Regions from separate parts of the Mus musculus genome. Here region 2 is linked to region 1. Evidence: chromatin loops called from intact Hi-C (ENCODE). Cell type or tissue: left cerebral cortex. All regions are shown on one strand.

Region 1 (8,000 bases):
GTGTGTCTTTGTGTGTGTATGTGTGTGTGTGTCTGTGTGTGTGTGTGTGTGTGTGTGAGTGAGTCTGTATGTGTGTGTGTCTGTGTGTGTGTGTCTGTGTCTGTGTGTGTGTGAGTGAGTCTGTGTGTGTGTCTGTGTGTGTGTGTGTGTGTGTGTGTGTGTGTGTGTGTGTGTGTGTGTGTGCATGTCCATGCATTACATTACTAGATGTGGCTCTCTAACCAATTCAACTTGATCACCTACTGTGGCTGAAAGTGACCTTGAGCAAACGTTTACCTGTTCTGGAAATATTCTTTCACGTGCCAGAATATGTACGCCGGGGAGTTCCTGCAAGGATTGACAAAGCATTCCTCTGCCCTGTGTAGTCCTGTTGTTGAGCTTCCCTAGGGAGCACAGTTACAGCATTTTATGAGTCATGTTAATACTGCCATCAACATTCCATCACCACTGACTTCCCTCTGGCTTGAAAGAGCACTCTCTGAAGAGCCACCATGTGGTTCTCTGGAAGGCATACTCAGGACCTTGCAGCCCCTGGCTGAGTGGGCTGGATTCTCAGATTCTCTTCTGGAGGATCATCATAGACTAGTATCAGGTCCCAGACAGAGCTATGGTTGTGACCTCATTATGAGTGTGTAAGGCTATGTTAGACCCGAACTCTGAAGCCTGACCTGGCTAAGGCCAACAAGGCTGGGGACCTGGTTGCCATGGAGATCAGCCCTCCTACAATCCCACTGGGAGCAGAAAATTTTGTTTAAATAAGCAGGAGAAAATGAGCCTTGGTTCCTCAGCAAACTGAGTTATAATATTCTGAATTTCTATTCTGGCATTTTAACCTTTCAATGTTGCCCTTAGGAATTCAGAGAACAAATGATCTTCAATATGCTGAGTGTGTGAGGTGAGGTGGCTGGGGGGAGGGAGGGAGGGAGGGAGGGAGATACACACACACACACACACACACACAGAGAGAGAGAGAAAGAGAGAGAGAGAACACACACACACACACACAGAGAGAGAGAGAGAGAGAGAGAGAGAGAGAGAGAGAACTGAAATACTGATTTCTTACTGTTGGCCCAGTTACCTGGTTATCAACATCATTTGATGCAGAGAAGTCGAGGTTCTTTTAAGTTATAGAACAAAGGCATCTCATTGAAAGGGTGACTGAGGAGCTCTGAAGCTCACAGTAAAAGCCAGCCTGTGGAGCTGGGTATGCTGGCTTCATCCCTCGCCAGTTGTGTCACTTAACGTCTCTGTCTGTTCTCTGCTGTCTTTATCTCCGAAATACCAGCTGTAGTTAACTCTTTCTCTTGTCATTTTTGCAAGAATTAAATCAGATGTGATGTTTGGACAGGTTTTGGCAACTTGTATGCCATGAATTAATGCATTGTAGCCTGTGCTTCCTACAAACACTGGTGGTCCTTTTGTGAGGCCAGAGCATTAGGCCACTGATGGTGGATGTGTCCAGGGCATGGTTAGCATCATCTGTCTAGCCTGACCACTTCTGAGCATCATTTGTAGAGCTAGTAAATGAGGCAAACCTGACTTAGAAACCCCAGGAATCTGAATTTAAACAGCACAGGAAGTCATTCTATAGAACATTATAATGTAAGAATCAAGGATCCACTGGTGTGTCCCAAAACATACTGGTTTACTCCAGAAGCAATCCCTAAACATCCATCTCATCCCAGGGGAGAGGCTTATCAAGACAGTCTGTGGAAGCAGGGAGACACATGGGTGAACAGCCCACATTGTTGTTGTCATCAACCAAGCAAGAGATGAAGATGCACAGCCAACCTGAGTTCTGTAGGCCCCATGAGGAGACCAAGGGCTGAGAAGGATGACAGCATTCTGCTTGCTTTTCTCTTCCCTGAGAGGCAAAACCACTTCCACACAGTATCAACGCAGCTCTAAAAAACAGATAAGGAAGCCAAGACTCGGGGAAGATGGGTGTTTGGCTCAGGGTCTTGTGAGGTCAGTGAGTGATGTGCTGGTAACTGCTTAACCACGGGCTCAGATTGCGGGTGGGGCGGGCTGAGCTGTGACATTTGTTTGTTTCTGTGGTATAAATGCCCTTAGAGTGTCAGGTTTCTATTACCAATGTGCTGCCTCTTAAGGGGGGTTGCAGAAGGGTTCCCAGGCACCCTTGGAAGCTGGTAAGAAGTGGTCCTGTCCTGGGCACTCTTGGGTATATTCATTATAGTGGTGCTTAGCATCTGTCAAGGTGTAGAAGAGAAAGGCCATTGTTCTCTCTGACTTGCAGGTGCTTTAGATTAACCCCCTCCATCCTTGAATCTATGTGAGGGAAGATAATTAGTGTGATGGGGGAGACACAACAGCTCCCTTAGGGAAACTGTCTATATTTGGTTTCTTTCAGACTGAGGTCTGGCTATGTACAGTCATCACTGGCCATCTCACCAGGCTCTGAAATACAGTGTAGGTGGTCACTGGAGGAGGTAGCATCCCATAGAAAGGCAAGAGACTGAGGAAGCTCTGAAAGTTGTCACCTGTCTGTCCACCAAGCACCTTTGAAACTACGGAGTCTGGACTAGGGATAGAAGAGACACAGTTCCCACATGTTTACCTGAGGGGAGGCTGAGACCCTTTATGTCCCAAACTCTGATGATCTGGATCAAACAGAGACATCCGCTATCCTCCCATTCTCTGAACAGTTCATCCACATGCCTAATAAGCTTATACTCGCTGGCTCGCCACACCCAGAATGGACAGGACAGCAGCTGGCCCAGGACACAATGAGTGTCCAGAACCAGCTACACCAGGACTACTTCTGATGACCATGGACAGAGTGTGTTCTTGACTGATGGCATGCCCAAGGGATGTCCCGGTGAGCCTCAAGTGACCTTGCACCATATCTGAGAGTGTAGCTGAATGACTAGAGAGTGAAGAGACGAAGCTCTGGAGACTCAGTGTCCAGCAGTACAGCAACTGCCTGCAGATAGATGAGGGGAGATCTCAGGAGATCTCTGGCCATAATGCAAGACAGAACTGTGAATTCTATCCCAGCTCAGCAGAAGCCTAGCCAAGCTCCCCAGTTCATCTTAGATAACAGCAGCAATCCTAGATGCTGGGCAGCTATGGGGCAGGTGGACTGGGTCAAGGTCTGGTCACCTAGGCAGGGACAAGCAGCACTGGGACATGAGGGTGCCCAGACATTCTTCCCTTTTCCTAGATTTCTTGACTCAGCCTGTCTCCAGCTCATATAGGGGAGGATAGAAAGGAAGGGGAGGAGGGGAGCCACTGGGAGCCAGCCATTCTGCAAGGGAGCCGGTAGGGCTCCTTCCCTCCAAGTGTGTGTGTGTGTGTATGTGTGTGTGTGTGTGTGTGTGTGTGAGAGAGAGAGAGAGAGAGAGAGAGAGAGAGAGAGAGAGAATCGGTGGGATTTCCTTCTCAGAAGCAGCCAGTTTCCTAAGAGAAAAAAGAGAGAAAGGAGAAAGAAAGGGAGGAGAAAATTGGAGGTGGGAGAGACAGAAGGGGGAGGGGGCAGAAAGTGAGAGCACACAGGAGACTGAGCACAGAGGCAGAGAGAGGGAGACAGAGAGAAAGCCACAAAGCAGAAGGGTGTGCGGAGCAGAGCCAGAGCTGAGAGGGACCCAGTAAGGGCGGGTGCAGGCAGACGCAAAGCCAGTGACCACAGGAGACTGCGACCCCGGATTCCAGGGCACTTCAGGAGGTCAGAGGAGCACAGGCCAAGAGGTGGTGCGGGACTGGGAGTGAACACTCGCCTAGGTGATCGCCGGTGAGGTGACCCCAGACTCCGAGTGGTTCCGTGCCCAGGTGCTCGCCTGGGAGGTGGCGCGGGGCTCCGGGAGGCTGCGTGCCTAGGTGCTGGCCCAGGGGGTGGCGCGGGCTTCTGGGTTGGTGGATGCCCTCTGGGTAGCCATGGCGACAAGGGCCAGGGGTCGCTGGGCTGCCGTGTCGCCTAGGGGCTGAGTCGACAGCAGGCTGCGCCATGGCGGCGCGGGGTTGCGGGCCCTGAGCGCCAGCGGCGGGCGCGCACCATGAACTCGTGGGACGCGGGCCTGGCGGGGCTGCTGGTGGGCACTATCGGCGTGTCGCTGCTGTCCAACGGGCTGGTGCTGCTCTGCCTCCTGCACAGCGCTGACATCCGCCGCCAGGCGCCGGCGCTCTTCACTCTCAACCTCACGTGTGGCAACCTGCTGTGTACCGTGGTCAACATGCCACTAACACTGGCCGGCGTCGTGGCACAACGGCAGCCGGCCGGGGACCGCCTGTGCCGCCTGGCCGCCTTCCTCGACACCTTTCTGGCCGCCAACTCCATGCTCAGCATGGCCGCGCTCAGCATCGACCGCTGGGTGGCTGTGGTCTTTCCGCTGAGCTACCGTGCCAAGATGCGCCTCCGAGATGCCGCCTTCATGGTGGCCTACACGTGGCTGCACGCGCTCACCTTCCCGGCCACCGCGCTCGCCCTGTCCTGGCTCGGCTTCCACCAGCTATATGCCTCGTGCACACTGTGCAGCCGGCGGCCGGACGAGCGCCTGCGCTTTGCTGTCTTCACCAGCGCCTTCCATGCGCTCAGCTTCCTGCTCTCCTTCATCGTGCTCTGCTTCACGTACCTCAAGGTGCTCAAGGTGGCCCGCTTCCACTGCAAGCGCATCGACGTGATCACCATGCAGACGCTTGTGCTGTTGGTGGACATACACCCCAGGTGAGTGCCCTGACCCAAGACTCTGAGCACTTGGTATTGAGTTAGGAAGGTCCCAGCATCCCGGGAGATCCCCTTTCTGCATCAATGGCATTAAGCACGGGTGGAATAGCAGATCCTGTTTAAACGGGTGCCTAGAGCTTCACTTTCTGAAACATGGGACTGAAACCCCAGCCAGAACATCTTGTTACCCTTATACTCTGGGCAGTGAACTCTGTTCACTTTTCGAAGCTTGAAAGTGGTTTGGATCTGAGAGGGGTATCTAGAGGATTGGAAAACCCTTAAGAACTCTTCAAATGGTGGGTGTTATTCCTCTGGGTCTTTGCAGTCCTGGGTGTGGTGCCACCTGGATCTCCTCGCATGAGTCCTCATTAAACAGAATCCATAGCACCTTCTCCCAGTGATGAGCTCTGAGGGCCCCAGTTCTTCTTGCCTTCCTAGAAGGTTCAGTCCATCGTTTTCTAGACTTGGAACCTCAAGGTCCCTTAAAGAATTTGTATCTCAGGTTTCTGAAACCAAGCCTGCCCACCACTTCCATTCTGTTGACTTGCTATTTCTTTGGAGAAGAAGGAGGGAGGCAAATGGAAAGATGGACTGGGAACCTCCGTGGTCCTTAGTGTTCCTTAGGGAGAAGAGGAGGAAACTGTCAATCGGGCTGTTCTGAGCTCACCTCATCTTTCCTCTTGAGACTAGGACATCAAGAGGGAGGGTGCTTCTGTGGCCTCTGCCAGTTTATATACATTAAAAGCAGACTCCCTCTCTGCTGCCTGGGACTTAGGAGTCCACTTGACACAGAAGATACAGCACACAGGGAGCAATAGTGATGGACAGTTAGGCTTCAATGTGTGAGCAGAGCCCCAGGATGTGGGGAGCCTTGGGGAATGGAATGTAGACCCCAATGTATATTCACCCTCCAGGGCACAGTGGACAGACTGAGCAAAAGCCTTTGTGAAGCTTCCCTGCCTTGAGCAATGTCACTATGCTGAATGTTACTCTACCCGCTCATCAGAAGGGCATGGCTGAGTGTGTCTACTGCCACCCCCTGAGCACACATTCAAGATGACATGGTGGTCCAGTCTTTCCCAAATAAAATCTTCCCCACAGAAGCTTAAACCAAATGTGCTTACATCAGCTCTCTCAGCAATGGTCTGTGCAGTTTAGTCATTTCAGGAGAGAGTCTGAAGCCACACTTGTAGAAACATTCCCGTTCATTGTCCTTCACTTTAGAAGGGGCTGGGGCTGGGTCCGGGTCCGGTTCTGGTTCTGGTTCTGGGGCTAGTTCTGGGTTTGGGACTGGAACCGGGACTGGGGCTACTGCTGGGGCTGGGGCTGGGTTTGAGGCTAGAACTGAGGCTGGGGCTGGGGCTGGGGCTGGGGTTGGGGCTGGGGCTGGGGCTGGGGCTGGGGCTGGGGCTGGGGCTGGGGCTGGGGCTGGGGCTGGGGCTGGGGCTGGGGCTGGGGCAGTTTGTGAGGATGCATGGATGTGTTAGCGCTTGCAGACTTGAACAAGTCCTAGAAAGCCCCCTCATGTCTAGCCTCCCAATGGAGGGAAAGAAAGGCTGAGCCAGGAGAGGAGCCCATTGTATTTAGAGCAATGCAAAGTCCACCACCAGCTCTCAGCCCACCAGAGAGGAGGGTGGAGGCCACTTTGAATTCTATTTAGAGACAGGGACTTCCTCTGCTCCTGCCAGTCTGACTTCAGGTCAGAACTACAGTGAGTTATCTGGGTGGTCTCCTAAGCAGGGACAGATACTAAGCAGAATCCATGTCTTTGTCACCTCTGCAGAGAACCTTGCCTCTAAACCGCGGGCTGTTTGGAGGAGTCCCAGCTTCTAGACCCCCACCCCACCCTGAGGAGCAGCTCCATTAGGTCACAGAGCCCCAGACTCCTTAGTGAGCACAAACTGTCTTCCCAGAGGCCTCAAGCAGGAGTGGGGTCGGGGAGCAGGGGTGGACCTCACAGAACAGGACAGCTAGTCCACAGGGGACTCCATGACAGCTGATCCTCAGGCTGCCACTTTGGTGGTACAGATGAGAAGACATGGTTCTATCTCTAAGGGCTGCTGTGAAGTCCTTCCCCGCCTCAGCTCTGGATATCCTTTGGTGCTATAAGCCTATGTTATGCTATGCAGTCTTTTGGTGTCAGTCCAGGACAGTAGTCTATGGACAGTCAAAACAGCAAGTGGAGTCTTAGCTCACTGGAAGTCATCTCAGCTACCCCTCTTACCTCGGGACTTCGCTGGAAGAGATGTGGTTTGGTACCCTTTGTTAGGGTGGCAGAGATAGCTGCTTTTCCTGCAGTACTGAATAGCAAGCTTTGCCTCTTTGCTATAAGCAACCCCTAAACGTCAGGAACCTTCCTTTTTCTAAATCTGAGATCCAGAGTGGCATCTTTCATTTCTGTTGTTCTAAGGTTTCCCAAGTCACTTCCTTTAGGAAGCAGGTGGCACTTGCCTGGTCCATATGCAAATCTCAACTCTCCTGGTGCCTGCTATTCAGTTCTCCCAGCCAAAGCTTTGGACAGGGTCTAATTACAACCTGTGGCTAGCAACCTCCTTGTGGGGTCTAACAACTCTTTCACAGAGGTCACCCAAGACCATCAGAAAACTCAGATATTTACATTTTGATTCATAACAGTAGCAAAATTACAGTTATGAAATAGTAATGAAAATAATTTGTGGTTGAGGGTCACCACAATATGAGGAACGGTATTCAAGGGTCACAGCATGAGGAAAGTTGAAAACCACTGCTCCAGTTAAACCTCTTCTGCTGCTGCCAGGGACAGCCAAGCAGACCAGGCTCAGTGGTGCCGCTGTAGTGCCTTCTTTTTCCAGCCCGGCCCAGGCTCATTACCTCAGACAGATGGCTTCCCCAAGATAAGCTGTTGGTGACAGAGTCTCTCTAACAAGCTGAATGGGAAGTTCCTCCCAGTGTATAGGGGTTTCTCTCTACCACCTCAGCTTCCTGTGAAACATGGCCACAGGGACTGGCTGAGGGCTGGCTCTGCCTCTTCAGGATGTCAGAGGTTGGCTGAAGGGTCAGACTCTCTCTGTGCCCTTGACTTTACAGAGACAGAGGTCGCTCCAGAAACGGAGGCATGTGATGAGCTCTAGAAAGTAGCTTACACCCAAATCTGTCCGTAAGGTTTATAGAGCAACCAGGCAGACAGAGGCTCACAGACTGTGTAGATGCTTAGAGGTTCTAAATTTGGTTTAAAGACTGTTATGTGAAATGCATTCTAATCCCCCTGTCTTGGCAGATATACCTCCTAAAAGTGGGGTTCAAACTTAGGGTTTTAGGCTCCTTTGGGGGCTAGTTTTAT
Region 2 (8,000 bases), 59 kb before region 1:
TTGAACTTCTGATTGTCCTGTCTTTGCCTCCAGAGTGCTGGCACTATACCTGATCTATCATATTCTAAGGATGAAAGTCAGGTTTCAGTGTATATTAATGAAGCATCCTACCAACTGGCCTATGTCCCACCTCCTACCAATCTATTTGAAAAGTGCCTTGATTTATGACTTTCTTTGTTCTCTTCCTATAGAAACTTCATGGAACAGTCACCATGTTGAACCATGGAATTTGAGGCAACCAGAATCTGTGTCCCTGGGTCATGGTCACTTGCATGTGGTTGTAGAAAAAGCCATCTTTTATTTTCTTTGAGGTGAGGGCAAGGGGTTTTCATTAACAAGATATAGAAGAGGTAAGATTTTTATCCTCTGGAACATCTGGCCGCACAAATGTAGCTCGTGGACCACCACCAGCAGCAGCAGCAGGAGCAGCAGGAGCAGCAGCGACTGTGAGCTGTGAGCTGTGAGCTGTGAGCAAAGCAGAGCTTCTGGCTCCTCCCTGACCTACTGACACATGAATTCATGAATTCACTTCAGTTTGACACGATTTCAGATCAGCTTCCTCAATTATGAAAAGCCCTTGGTACTGGCCCCCCACTCACTTCACTGGTGGGATGGCACACACATTTTAAACATGGGACTCAGTTTTCCTTGACAGAGTGGAAACATGATGTCAATTCAATCCCTTAATAACCAAGGCACCACACTTAGATGGCTCCTTGGGGGACTCCGACCACCCATCCTTTCCAGATGGGGAAAAAACTGAAGATCCCATAGGAACTCTAGTTTTGTCAGTATCGCAGCATAAGCTAGCCCCGAGACTGGGCTGCAGGAGGAAGAGAAGTCTCTGCCTCCTTAGGGACATCCTCCAGTCCTGGTACTCTCCAGTACCAATCTCCATCCTGTATCTATCAATGTTGACTGATATCCAGTCCCTGTGAAGGAGAGAGACTGTAAATGGTGGAGCTGAAAATTCCTGGATCGGAACCTTCTCAGTTGTAGGGTCTTAAACTCATATGGGAAAATGGATCCCAGGAAGACCGGAAATCAATGCAGTCATATTGGAAGGCCTGTGCTTCCTGATCAGAGAAATGCTACATGAAGAATTTCGTTTCCACCATTGATTTTCCTTCCCCTACCCCCCAGGGACAGGGCTCATCCCAATTCCTACCCTGCTACATGTCACATGGACGAACTCCCACACAATCCGGAAGGGCTAAGGAAAACCTAACTTCATCCTCATCTCCTGCTCGTTCTTCCTTTTCCTACTGCCAGGGCCCCTGTCAAGAAAGAGGGGTTTAGGATTCCAAAAATAACATGTTCATTTTGCGTATAAGCAATGTGAAGTTCAGAGCAGCAAAGGCTCATTTACAATGAAGTCACCCCAAAACCTAAAGGTCTATGGGGACAAACCAGGACTATCCTGATCAACTGGCCTATCTTCAAATGGTCGGTCTAGCTTATTGATTGATCCGTGAGCTCCCTGTCACTAAATATTTTCTCCAAAGGTCTGACCTCCCCCACAGTGGAAGGCACAGCTGGGCAGACTGGGACGTCTGTTCCTCCGTTGCAGGCTGGACAGGCCAGTCCCCTTATTGGAGTTGTATAGTGGGACTTTCTGAATCTGCCAGATGTTAAATAATGACAGAGACTTATTCATATTTATTATAGGTAAGGCCTTCAGCTGGGCAGACTCTCAACTGACTCAATCTAAATGTAACCAGACTAACTAGTCTAGGCCACCGCCATATGACTAGTTTTTACCTCTGTTCCTGTTCACATCAGACCACTTCCCTATCCAGCTGGAGAAATCTCCCACTTCTGATTTCTTCTCCCAGAAACCCTTTCTCTGCCCGGAAGTTCTGCCCCTCTACTTCCTGTCTAGCTATTGGCTGTTGGATCTTTATTAAGCCAATCAGCAAATGAGGAAAGGGAATGTTTATAAAACAGAAAACCAGGTGATGGGCCTTAAGATTAACAATTCCAAAATCTGGCCAGTCCTTAGCTCTCTGCTGGCACAGCAACCAACAATTGACAATACAGAGACACCTTCTTACAACATACCCCAACAGAGTTGGAATCCCATTCAGACCCTTGAAGAAACAAAGCTGTCCTCTCATACACCCTGCTTCTAGCAACCTTCTCTGCTCTAGGGTCAAAAGTTGAAGGTGATGGGAATTTCAGATGCCTGCTCCACACAAGCGAGCCGGAAACAGGAGGAGCTAGGCTCTGGATGAGGATGAGGTCCACAGAAAGTGCCAACGAGGAAGGCTTTGGGGAACTAGTGTGTGGCGACTGTAGAAAATTCAACGGTTCCCTCCACTTCTGCGATAGCAGGTTTGAAAGAGAAGCTACCTCTGCAGTTTCTACAGAAAGCTTACCACCTCCCTAAGACTGGAACATCTAGAAAGCACTGTGACTACGCGTCTCGACACCAGGATAACCAGTCAATTAGCAATGTCAGCATCAGAACTAAGAGAGCCAATAGAACCACTTCCCAGATGCCTGAAGGGCAGGACCTGAGGTGCTGAGTGGCCCTGGCCCCTGCCATTTGTGCCCTTCGCTCACCAGAAGCCACTCTGGCTCCTGCTTCCATGGAGCTCTGGCTCCTGGGCCTCTGGAGCCAAAGTACTCAGAGTGCTTCCAGGAACTGCTATTGCCCAACATCAATTTTATACCACACTGCTGCTAAAAGCGCCTGCCGCTGGGAATTATCCAACACAAGACCGACACTTAGAAAAGTCTACCAAAAAAATAAGATAAAGGGTAAAAGTGCCCAGCGTGGAAAGCTACTTAGTCTATGTATTTTTCTTCTCCCCTCCCTCCTTCCAAACGTTCCCCTTCTCTCTCTCCATTCCTTCCTTCTGCCACTTGCACATCCAGGGAACATTTTAATTTTGGAAAGAAATGAGAAGTGAGCCAACCAGTCTGTGAAGTGAGTTTGGAGTGTGGGAGGGTCGGGTTGGAAGGAGACGACTCAGTTCCTGCTTGGGGTAGGTCGTTCTGTAGAAGCCTCTGGAAACCCTGTAAGCACAGCAGCAGTGGCCCTGAGGGCGGCCTTGGAGAGTGTCTGGATGCTGAGAGATACAGGGACTCAAGGGTCACCATAGACAGGGCCAGTGAGCCTCAAGCTTTAGACAAGGGTAGAGGCAGAATCTGCCATTATTCCAGAAAGCTATTCAACCAGGTGGCACTATGTCAATGAATCCTCATCTGAGACTTTTAAAACACGTGACAGGTAAATCTTTGTATGCGTGTGTGTGTGTGTGTGTGTGTGTGTGTGTGTGTGTGTGTGGTGTGGGTTCAGGTGCATGTCTGTGTGCATGCATACACACACCAGAGGCCAATCTTAGGCATTTTTTTCCTCAGATGCCATTTGACTTGCTTTTTGAAAACAAGTCTCTAACTGGCCTGGAACTGGACGAGTAGGCTAGGCTGACTGGTGCACGTGCCCCAGGGGTCTGCCAGTCTCTACTTCCCCAGTGCTGGGGTGACAATAATGTACCACCACACCCAGCTTGTTGTTTTGTTTTGTTTTGTTTTGTTTTGTTTATGTAGGTGCTAGGGATTGAGCTCAGACCCTCACACTTCCATGGCAAACAATCTACCAACTGAGCTATCTCCTCAGATCTGGGTAGGCCTTAAGATTGATATTTTGATAGCATGGGGTAGAGTCCCGGATGATAGAAGTAAACTTGAAAGTAAATTCCCTTAGGTCCCCTGGAATAGAAGTTGGTGGGGTGATCAAAGTACATGAAACTCTACTACTTTATAAATTGAAAAATACAATTAAAACATAAGAACGGGGCTGGATAAATGGCTCAGCCATTAAGAGCACTGGTTGCTCTTTCAGAGGTTATGAGTTCAATTCCCAGCAACCACATGGTGGCTCACAAACATCTGTAATGGGATTTGATGTACTCTTCTTGTGTGGCAGCAACAGCATGCTCATATACATTAAATAAATGAATGAATGAATGAATGAATGAATAAATAAATAAATAAATAAATAAAATAACAAGTTAAAAATGAATAGCGGTAGCTTCCATGGGTAGAGAATGCAGCATCCAGAAGTTAGAGGCTTTTAAACAAGTGCCAGGTATAAGATACCTTTGTAGTTATTGGCTGGGAAGGTCCCAGAGGCCTCCAGAAGAATTCACACTACCGCCATTACCATCAATTATCTTCTGGAACTAGATGGTAAGGCCCTATTGCTCAAAATACCTCACAGATTGGTTATAGAACACAAAGAAATCAAAATAGAACTGGATTGGAAATTCCCTCCTTGCTGACTTGCGTTGATAGTGCCAGAAGGTGCTATGTAAGCCACCGTAGGAGGAAATGCAAAAGTAGGTCAGCTAACCATACCCAGGTGTGCTACAATACTGCCCCCCACAGGCAGTACATGGTCACTGCAACAATAATGGCATGACTATTTGTGGGATAACCAGTTACTTTGTGTCTGAACTTGAGATCCTCTTCATACAAGGGAAGACATAACTAACGCATTACAAACGTGGTCAAAGGATAATGACTGGAAGATCACAGACACATCAAACTGCCTTCTAAGTATTCACCTTTATGCCCGTAGCCTAGTCCTACTCTCACTCCAGGGCAGAAGAGGAGAGCTAATGCAGAGACTTTTATCTGGTCAAAGTACTAAGGACACGTGATTGACATGAGCTCAGGCTTACGTGGATTATCTGTATCCCCACCCCCCAGGTCCAGGGACTACTACAGAAGAGATGGTAGAAGGAATTTTGAGCCAGAGGATAGGAGGAGTGTCACAATGCACTGTCATCCAGATAGGACGTAGCCATTGCAACCATGAACACACAGCGACTATGAACACTTGCACAGAAGCAGGCCCTCCCGTATGCTACTGTGGATGGAAGAGGTAACCATGAGATGCTAACGGTTCCTGAGGAGCTGATGGCTGCTAATGGATGTTGGAAGAGGGTGTGTCACTTTCTCCAGAGGTGTAGCCAAAAGGGTGGGTTGGGATGGGGGTGGGGTGCTCTAGGTGGAAGAAGGATAAAAGGAAAGGAGATACCAAGCATCTAAGTTAGGGTTTTACTGCTGTGAACAGGCACCATGACCAAGGCAAGTCTCAAAAGGACAACATTTAATTGGGGCTAGCTTACATGTTTAGAGTTTCAGTCTATAATCAAGGTGGGAGCAAGGCAGCATCCAGGTAGGCATGGTGCAGGAGGAGCTGAGAGGTCTACATCTTCATCTGAAGGCTGCTAGCAGAATACTGACTTCCAGGCAGCTGGGATGAGGGTCTTAAAGCCTACACCCACAGTGACACACCTACTCCAAAAAAACCACACCTTCTAATAGTGCCACTCCCTGGGCTGAGCACATACAAAGCATCACAGCGAGATACAGAAGAGTAATGGAGGAGAATATAACCACAATGCACCGTGTGTGTGTGTGTGTGTGTGTGTGTGTGTGTGTGTGTGTGTATGACTTTAAAAAGTAAAAAAAAAAGTAAAAGCTGTCCTAGTGAGAAACTGAGGGTAAAGTGGAATTAGACAGAAGCTTTGGACAATGAGAGAGGAGCCTTGGGTCATCTGGACAGGGGCATTCTGAGGTTAGATAGAAGGGCAGCTGTGCCAGCAAAGATTCCTATGTTCTGGCTACCTTATTCAGGGATGACAGAGCCTGGCTGTCTGCCAGTGCTGTCCCTCTGCTGCCGGCCAGGCATCCTGCCTCCCAGATCAGCTGTGCTTGCTGTTGTAATTAAACAGTTTACAGAAGCTGATGAAACAGGCGTGCCAAAAGCAAGAGTTGTTTCCATGAAAACTAAGTTTAGTTCTTTGGAAAAAAGCTTGTTCTGTAAATGGAAGTCGCTAAAAATACTCTCTGAAATGGGTGTGGGCGGGATGATTTTAAAAGCCTGGAGAGAGTCATATATGTTTAAAAATACCTGCCCCTGCTTGAGTTCTCCCTTATTTTAAAGATCGAAATTGGAAATTATAGACAATTTTCAGAGCAAGGATTATATAAGAAAAATGACTGGGAATTCATAACAAAGGCTTTATTCTCGAAGGAAGGCTTCCGTTAAGCCAACGAACGACGTGGGTCTTAAATTAAGATAAAATGCTTAATGTACCATGATGATGTGTTTAAGGAGAATTAGACAAAATCAGAAAGGGTCATTTCTCATTCGTTAAGAGCTTAGATTTTCCTGCAGCCACAGGGAGCCACTCGGGTTAGGAATGGTGGGTCTGGCTTCTTAGAGCATGCAGCTTATGCGCTAGGTCTGTGGGGTTGAGGTGGGGTCAGATCAAAGCTAGCAGTAAAGAGACTCTGGGGCTGGGGAGGCTCAGTGGGCAAAGTGTTTGCTCTCCAAGCATGAGGACCTGAGTTTGGTTCCTCAGCATCAGGGTAAAAGCAGGATGTGGCAGCAAGGGTTTGTATAACTAGTGTTGATGAGATGGAGTCAGGACGCTCCCTAGGTCATGCTGGGAGGCCTTTCCAACGGAGTCCAGAAGCTCCAGGTTCCGTGAAAGACCATGGCTCAGCGAAGTAAGGCAAAGGAAGGTAGAGATGACATTTTAAGTTATGTCTGGCCTCCACATGCATGAGAACGCATGTACACATATGTAATGACCTCTCTCTCTCTCTCTCTCTCTCTCTCTCTCTCACACACACACACACACACACACACACACACACACACACATAATCACACACAGAGAGACAAGGAAAATCTGTAATCTAGATGTCGGGAGTAAAGAAAATGGAAGTACAGAAAGGAAGACAGCATGAGAGATTTTCAGGAGGCAGAGTGACTAGGCTGAGACCATTGTGTCTGGGGTTTGTGGTCTGAGTGATGGCGGGGCAGGAAGAGTGATAGAGATGCCTGTGAAGGCTTCAGGTCAGATTCAGTGAAAGCAACAGGGCCAGAATCAGATAGAACCCAGAAGAGACAGGAGTGTGTTCTACTCACCGAGTCTTCTCCTTCTTGCACAGCCTTAGGATCAAGGTGTCCTTTCAGATTCCATTCTTTTTTTTTAAATATTTTTATTACATATTTTCCTTTACATTTCCAATGCTATCCCAAAAGTTCCCCATACCCCCCCCCCACTTCCCTACCCACCCATTCCCATTTTTTTGGCCCTGGCGTTCCCCTGTACTGGGGCATATAAAGTTTGCAAGTCCAAAGGGCCTCTCTTTCCAGTGATGGCCGACTAGGCCATCTTTTGATACATATGCAGCTAGAGTCAAGAGCTCCCGGGTACTGGTTAGTTCATAATGTTGTTCCACCTATAGGGTTGCAGATACCTTTAGCTCCTTGGTTACTTTCTCTAGCTCCTCCATTGGGAGCCCTGTGATCCATCCAATAGCTGACTGTTCTTAAAGCCCCACTGTGAAACAGTACTGGTCCCCAAAAGAAGCTGCACACTCTACTTGGTCCAGACCTTTGTGCACTAGCCCTGAGCTCATTTTCCTGTAAATGACATAGCTTTTTTTTTTTTTTTTTTTTTTTTTTTTTTGATGGAGTCTTTTTTATTAGCAAATGTCCTGAGGCTTTAGTGTCAGAGAGAATCCCATATTTCTATGCATTACTCCATATGCTGCGAAGGAGATATTGGACATCACTGTCCTCCATGACCTTAAACCTTCTAGCATGATGCTCTATGGAATCTGGGCTTGGGGGAATATCGCCTTGATATTGGTAATGCTAAAAAAAAGAGAGGGGGAATATACAAGGAGTTTTGCAGCTATATCTTTACATAAAACACATGGGCTACCACTAATATAGTGGGAGAAGGAACTAGGAGTCCCAGAGTACACAAGTGCAGATTGCGTTACCTGTCTGCAGAAAGGTATGGAAGTATTCACACATATGACCTGGAAATGCCACCTCTTCATTCTAATTATATGTACTTGTTATCTTTTTATTTGCTTTCCACTTTCTTTTAAGGTGATTTTGCCCTCCCCCCATTACACACACACAACATACACTCATGTGCCTAATCACCTGTCTCCCA

The links. A loop is a pair of places that touch in the nucleus more often than their neighbours do. Peaks named below come from ENCODE experiments on the same cell type or tissue, not always from the same donor. Only the 100,000 strongest peaks of a DNase experiment are listed, where the experiment ranks them.
Region 2: it touches region 1 in a loop (5-fold over the local background); 6 of 42 quality-filtered maps call a loop at or near these places.

What each region holds. Positions count from the first base shown.
Region 1 is chr7:131,962,915-131,970,914 of GRCm38, forward strand. It overlaps Gpr26 (G protein-coupled receptor 26), which reads left to right and starts at 3,546. Exons shown (of 3, transcript NM_173410.3): 1 at 3,546-4,681. The coding sequence starts at 4,014. It overlaps Gm34725 (a long non-coding RNA gene), which reads right to left and starts at 823. Exons shown (of 3, transcript XR_378540.1): 1 at 277-823. In left cerebral cortex, CTCF peaks have their summits at 3,248, 3,515 and 4,282; DNase peaks (open chromatin) are centred at 3,282, 3,509, 4,401, 4,525 and 4 more places; H3K4me3 peaks cover 4,960 bases; H3K27ac peaks cover 4,774 bases.
Region 2 is chr7:131,904,068-131,912,067 of GRCm38, forward strand. No RefSeq gene overlaps it. Among named protein-coding and RNA genes, the nearest start is that of Gm34725, 56 kb to the right of the region's middle. In left cerebral cortex, a CTCF peak has its summit at 4,392 (motif pointing left); DNase peaks (open chromatin) are centred at 2,912 and 5,807; H3K27ac peaks cover 894 bases.